Linked DNA regions of Homo sapiens: region 1 is linked to region 2. Evidence: chromatin contacts called from ENCODE Hi-C or POLR2A ChIA-PET data. All regions are on one chromosome and are shown on one strand. Each heading gives the region's core, a stretch centred on a gene start or an enhancer-like site at or near the end of the contact. The rest is flanking DNA. Distances are from core to core; before and after follow the strand shown. Region 1 overlaps COLEC12 (collectin subfamily member 12). Region 2 overlaps COLEC12 (collectin subfamily member 12).

The links. A loop is a pair of places that touch in the nucleus more often than their neighbours do. ChIA-PET counts read pairs that join two places held with the same protein, here RNA polymerase II (POLR2A). Pooled maps may share reads with other maps.
Region 1: a loop to region 2 is called in a map of HepG2, with 3 times the contacts of the local background. The contact joins two enhancer-like sites. A Hi-C loop is called at or near these places in 3 of 168 maps with a recorded cell type or tissue (CD14-positive monocyte, HepG2 and dorsolateral prefrontal cortex), 2 of 37 single-sample maps with no recorded cell type and 8 of 50 pooled maps. POLR2A ChIA-PET finds 5 or more read pairs at or near these places in 1 of 52 experiments (MCF 10A).

Annotation. Positions count from the first base shown.
Region 1 is chr18:473,954-477,322 of GRCh38, forward strand. The region is part of intron 2 of COLEC12 (collectin subfamily member 12); the gene reads right to left. Among named protein-coding and RNA genes, the nearest start is that of COLEC12, 25 kb to the right of the region's middle. Within about 2 kb of position 1,363, at least 4 of the 41 ENCODE cell types and tissues checked have a DNase peak (open chromatin) inside an H3K27ac peak, as active enhancers do.
Region 2 is chr18:321,117-324,498 of GRCh38, forward strand. COLEC12 (collectin subfamily member 12) reads right to left here. Exons shown (of 10, transcript NM_130386.3): 9 at 546-691. Among named protein-coding and RNA genes, the nearest start is that of THOC1, 55 kb to the left of the region's middle. Within about 2 kb of position 1,600, at least 3 of the 41 ENCODE cell types and tissues checked have a DNase peak (open chromatin) inside an H3K27ac peak, as active enhancers do.

The sequences.
Region 1 (3,369 bases), core at 113-2,612, 150 kb after region 2:
ACCAGAGAGAGTGGGGAGGAGGAGTTATACTTTAAATGGTGGAAAATTCAGGGCTCCAGTGTTCAATATGACACATATTATGAAATTGTGAAATATAAGACCATATCAACAGCTGCTGATTTAGTGCAGGATCATTTATGATGACTTGCTTTTCCATTAAAAATTTTGGGATGCTGGAGTATGGCCGTGTCTGTGAGCTTCCCAGTCACAAGTAGAGCAGAAAGAACACTGAGGCCTGAAATCAGGCTTAACTCCAACATTGGCCATGCTACCAACCTTGGGAGCTTTGGCTCTCACCTGTAAACCACATATAATTCCCACCTCAAAGGGTTTCTGGGGGAATTCAATGAACTAATGGGTGGGAAATCACCTGGCACATAATAGATATCCACGAAGGAGCGTTTAATGGTTTCTTTCACACGACTTTCTCTTCACATGGTTTAAAACAGATCATAATCACATGGAATGTGGTGTTGAATCTTTTTTTTACTGATGGGCAGGAAAGACAAGGCAAGGAGGGTCTGACCTAACCAGTGAGAAGTCCTCTTGGCAGGAAGAAGGGAAACCTAGGTGCATGGTGTTGCCAAAGGAGCCTGTGGTTATCATGTATGGTGATAAAGATTATGAAATCTCCTCAGTTTATATAAAAAGCAGTGACAGCCAAGGAACTCCCTTTCTCGGCGTTTAGGAGCTCCACCTGCCTGCCTGGAAGCAGAGGATACAGGGGCCAGATAAAGAGCTACTCTGTGACTCCCCTTCCAGCTCTGTCAGCCTGAGAATCTCTTTTGCACTGAGTTCCTCACATGCCATTTTGACACCGAATTCTTATTAAATCAGAGGCCAGGGGTGGTGGCTACGCCTGTAATCCCTGCAGTTTTGGAGGCCAAGGCAGGCGGATCACCCAAGGTCAGGAGTTCAAGACCAGCCTGGCCAACAGGATAAAACCCCGTCTCTACTAAAAATACAAAAAAGTTAGCTGGGCTCGGTGGCGGCGCCTGTAGTCCCAGCTACTCAGGAGGCTGAGGCAGGAGAATCACTTGAACCCGGGAGGCGGAGGTTGCAGTGAGCCGAGATCGCGCCACTGCACTCCAGCCTGGGCGACAAGAGCTAAACTCCGTCTCAAAAATAAATAAATAAATAAATTCAGAAATACCAACTCAATTAGGATTTGTAAAACCACATAAATGAAACTCTCCCCTTAACTTGATGCAAATGGTTTTGGACATTTCAAAGAAACCCCACCAGGAGCACCGAGTTCCACTGTTCCCTTGCCCTTCACCTTCCTCCCAGTGTCAGTCCTGTGCCTCACTTAGAAATGTTTGGAAAAGGTGCCTCTGGAAGGACAGCCTCTCACTGTGCTTACTCAGTCGTTCCCCACAGGAAATGATGGAAATTCCTGGCATTCCCATCAGGGAATGGGTCAGCTTTCTGCAGGGCTGCGGTGAGAGGGATGCCTGGAGCCCTCCTTGTTGTCGGAGATAGATGGCTTCAAATCAACACCTTGTCCAAATTAGAAGATGAAGCCAGGCTTCCAGGAAGAGTCCCAGCAGAGGGGAGACAGGCAGCCTGCCCCGTAAAAGCCCAGCAACAAGAAGTAGAGGCATCCAAGTGTTTATCTTGAGCAGCTTCCCAAAGAGAGTTTGGCATCCTCTTGGTAAACTCTTCCAATCTCTTGGCATTAAAAGCAGACACTCGCCATGTGCCTCAGAAAGAACCTTCCTTTCTGGCTATACGGTTAAGCATATCCGTGCTGTGATTTTTCAGAAGCCTCAGTAGTCCTCTATGCTTTTAGACATTAGTTTCTCTAAACCTCTTGGCAAGAAACAGCTCAATAATTTAACTGGAGCCATGAATTTAAAGTTCCATGTGTTTATCTCTTTGGAGGCTGGGTTTGGAAGGAGGGAACGGTGATGGCAAGGCATGAGGCAGGGGCACTGAGAGGCAGGGCTGGGTTCCCTTCAACACAGATTTCTCAGGCTGCTTCGACATGCTCGGCACCGTGTGGGCCAAACTGTTAAAAATATACTTGCTAATCTGCAACTATTTTTTGAGGAAAGAAAGGGGAAAGTTAAAGCCTGGCTTGTTTGAAGCTATAGCTATAGAGAGACCTGTGAAGTTGTGGATAAACAAAACTATTCAAGGACATGCTTCAAAGAACACACTTACTGATCTCAGAGGAAAAGACATCTGATACCCCGTTTTGGACTGTAACCCCTAAATAATTTTTCAGCAATCCCCTTAGAACTCTCCCACTTAGTTTTTACCAAAAAAAGAAACTTGAATCTACTCCATAGAGAATGCTTCCTTTTACTTTCTTGTTACTGTTTCACAGTTTGCCATTATTCAGATCTTTTACTCTCATAGCTATTAATAATTCCTATGCCTGAGCCCCAAAGAAGCAATTCTGTCAAAGCTTTGTTTGTCAAATACAAACAACAAATGTTCCCAGCTGCCCACAGTTGCTCACTGGAAACCCTTAACTCCACCCGTGATTTTCACAGGCTGAACCATGTATCTCTTGCTTCTCCATCATCCTAACTTTGGACGTCTATTATCATACCGGATCAGATTCCAAAAATAACAGAAGAGAACCCATTGCGACCAATCAATGAAACAAAGTCAGTCTAGCGCCCCCGCCCCAGTGCAGAAAGGGAGAATGCAGGCTCCAGAGGGAGGGCCCAGGCCATGCAGGTGGTGCTGCCTCTCTTTCCCTTTCTGCTAAGCATAATAATAAAGGATTCTAGAGCCACGTGTGATGCTTTTAATGAAACAGGTAACTGGGAAATAAATAGACAAATATCACTTTCGTGGTAGTACATATCATATCTATGGAAAATAAAAATATACTGGTGCCTCATGTCCCAGAAAATGAACTCTGCCAAATTGTAACTATAGTTACGTCCCAATTAGCTCTGCATACTGAGGCCAAGAAACGCTGACCCTCAAAGCCTGATTAAAGCTTGAAAATGCTCACTTAATTAACCCTTCAAAGTCTCCCCTCATTGACGCTTTTGTCAGAGGAGCAAAGAAGTGACAAAACCATCAGACCAAACTCCATCTCCTCTTTAGACACCTGCCCAGAACTTTGGGAACGGGGCTGAACAAGCTTGGTATATGGAAAGACTGAAGAAAAACAGAAGACCTGGTTGAGACTAAAATGCAATAATGAATCCCTGAGTAAACAAGGGGTGACTGCACCAAATACAATACCATGCTAGATCACTGCAGAAGATCGTGCATTTTGCTCTTTACTGTAATAGTATGCTAAATTTGAAAAAGCACAATATTATTATGTAAACAGCCTTGACTTTATGTAGCAAACACCTCTGAATAATAACTCTCTATATGAATAACTTCAGAAACAGGCCC
Region 2 (3,382 bases), core at 350-2,849:
CGATCTCGGCTCCCCACAACCTCTGCCTCCTGGGTTCAAGCTATTCTCCTGCCTCAGCCTCCTGAGTAGCTGGGATTACAGGCATGCGCCACCATGCCCGGCTAATTTTGTATTTTTAGTAGAGATGGGGTTTCTCCGTGTTGGCCAGACTGGTCTCAAACTCCCAACATCAGGTGATCTGCCCGCCTCCACCTCCCAAAGTGCTGGGATTACAGGCGTGAGCCACCGTGCCTGGCTGGTGCTATATTTTAAAGAACAATTAACTCACAATATAAGATACTTATGTGGGTCAGTTAGTTTAGCATTCGTTGAGTACTTCCTACATGTGAGGCACATTTATTAACTTATTTAAATCTTCACAACCTCGTGAAGAAGATGCTATTACTATTTCCCTGAGGTTAATCACCTGCCCAGTTAATAAATGGCATAACCAGGGCTGAAACCTAATTGCAGTGCCTGCATTCAGGGCCCTTGTACTCACCACCCCTCACCCTTTCATAGGACATAAGCTGGCAGCTCCCTCTTAAATCCCATCTACTGCTCACCTGTCTCCCTGTCTTTTTCGCAAATGAAGTTATTGACGTCTTCACATTGGAAATCGTTCCACTGCCCAGCATAAATCAACCCAGCACAGTCTTCTCCTGGCCCATGGCCATGACCCCAGTTATCCGGCTGTCCAGCTTTCCAATTTCTTTTAGCAAAACAGAAATTGAATGTTATTTGCACAGTAATGCAGAGCTTTTCTTTACTCAAGAGCAGCAGAGAATATAAAAAAACAAAATTGAAGCATGTCATTTATCCTGGAATGAAAATGCAGTTTAAAAATCAGTACATGCTCTTATTCAGAGAAAGGAGCAGCTGTTTTGCAGAGTAATGCATAATGCGGCATCTCCCTGCGCGCTTGTGATCTTTGCTACCATGAACCAAACTCACTAGGCTGGTTCATCAGAATGCAGAGGGAGCGAATCTTGCTTTGGGACAGTTAGATGAATAACTTTCTAATGTGTACTGGAATGCTGACTTCTGGGCATGAGTGTATATATGTGTGTGAATATCTATTCATTATGAGGACATGATACACACACACACACACACACACGCACACATGATCTTGTGAGAACCCAGAGGGACCTTGTACATTTCAATATCTTGCCTCTAACAAGTCCAAGAGCCAGGAAGAGAAAGTGAAAGACTTTTGATATACATTTACAAGAACCTACAATTACAAATAACTGGTTATGATTGTCTGGGTGAGTTGTAGAAGGTTGATTGCTTTAGAAAGAAATAGTAACTTAATCTTACTGAAAATGACTCCTACATTTCACTCCCTTTTTTGGGAGAGAGATTCTTAAAAACAAGTTTTCTTTAGGATGAGTTCACATGGGGCTTCTTAACTTGGATGCTGCTGCTCAGAACAGCACCTTGCCATGGATAACAGTTCTTGATTACGTTTCCACGAATAAATCAGGTGTGCTTCCAGACTCACCCCTTGAAGGTTCAATCTTGTCTAAGAAGCAGATTCATGCACAGAAGCTTGTGGCTGCTGCCTGAGAGGACAAGCCTGCCTCATGTGGAGGGTCTGGAAGAACATCTGCAGCGGAGGGTGCTTCCTATAAACAATGACTCATTACCGCACTGGCCACAGGGTGTCCTCGGGTCACCCGAGGAGACAGCCTGTATGGCCCTGTATCTTTGGACAATAACACCCGCAAAACCAGAGGCAGCGGGAAAGGACAGTTGAAGTTTAGTCAAAGGGTGGGGACAGGGTAGAACTGACTCCCCCACACCAAATGTGTATTTTGGGATTTAAAAAAAATGAGTATGAAGGCCGGGCGTAGTGGCTCATGCCTGTAATCCCAGCGTTTTGGGGGGCTGAGGCAGATGGATCACCTGAGGTCAGGAGTTCGAGACCAGCCTGGCCAACATGGCGAAACCCTGTCTCTACTAAAAATACAAAAATTAGCTGGGCATGGTGGCAGGCACCTGTAGTCCCAGCTACTTGGGAGGCTGAAGCAGGAGAATTGCTTGAATCCAGGAGGTGGAGGTTTGCAGTGAGCCAAGATCATGCCACTGCACTCCAGCCTGGGTGACAGAGCGAGGCTCCATCTCAAAAATACATATATATATATACATTGAGTGGCCTCAATTAAATAAACCTAGTGATGAAAGAGAATTCAGAGGAAACCATCGATTGGTGAGAGTAAAAATGGGATGCTACTTAGAAGGGAGAGTTAGAAAATAGTCTCACTCACTCACTCACACCAGGCATCCATAGCACTCCTGCTATGAGCCAGGTATCATCTGGGTGATGGCAACATAGCAGTGCAGAGAAGAGACAAAGTCCCAACTCTTACAGCTTACATAACAGATGAGTCACAATGAGTTCAAAATCTCAGCCTGTGACAATCTCAGCCTGACGCCAGATAGAGATGAAGTTGGAAAGAAAAGTAGTTTACTTTCACATTTGGTTTTTTGTGTAACTCTTTTCACCTTGTGAGATTCTTCTGGAGATGTCAACAATGCCTGAGCAGTTTAATCTTGTGGACATACATTTCGTTCATTTCTGCCAGTAATATGGGGGGTTTGATTCCATTTTTGTTTATAAAATTTGAGATCTATGATTCCTGAATGTATAATGATAGGATATTTGATATTCTTGACTTCTCAGTTAATTGGGAAATTATATAAATATGACTTCTTTGGGCTTAGAAGTCCTGCTTAATATTTTCCCCTTGCGTTTCCTTTTAAGTCATTTTAAGTTAAATAAATAAAAAGGATGTATCAACCAGGCAGAGAAATAACTGAGTGATAAGAAAGGAGATAATCTTTATCGCCTTTCTCCATTTGTTTTTCCAGGTCACTGGAATTCTTCACATACAGTACTCAAGGCTTTCCTTAGGACTAAAAGCAGAATGCAGTTCTGTGGCCATAAGCGGAGGTGACTGCAGTAGGCCAGAATGGGTGGAAAGTGGGTAGCCTGAAGCCAGACTGAAGGGACAATTTATTCTGTGGGCTGACCACCCAGAGTCTCAAAGCATCTCTTTGGCAAAGCTAAAATCACATGGAGTGATTTGTGGCAAAACCCCTCAGTCTGCATGTTTATAATAATATAGAACGTAACGTGTCAAATAAGCAAAATGTATATATTTTGGAGAAGAATGTCAGCTTAAATAGTGCTTAACCTCATTCACAGGTAGATTCTGGCAAGATGAATGGCTGAAGTCTGGGGCTCAAAGCCCTGAATTCTACATTATCATACACATGTCACAGAAGTGAGCGGTAGCAGCACATACATATACTTGGACATCACACTCTGAAAACACCAGGAATCTTGGAAATGCTTGGACTGATTGCTCCAGTAAGCTGGAAACACACACACACA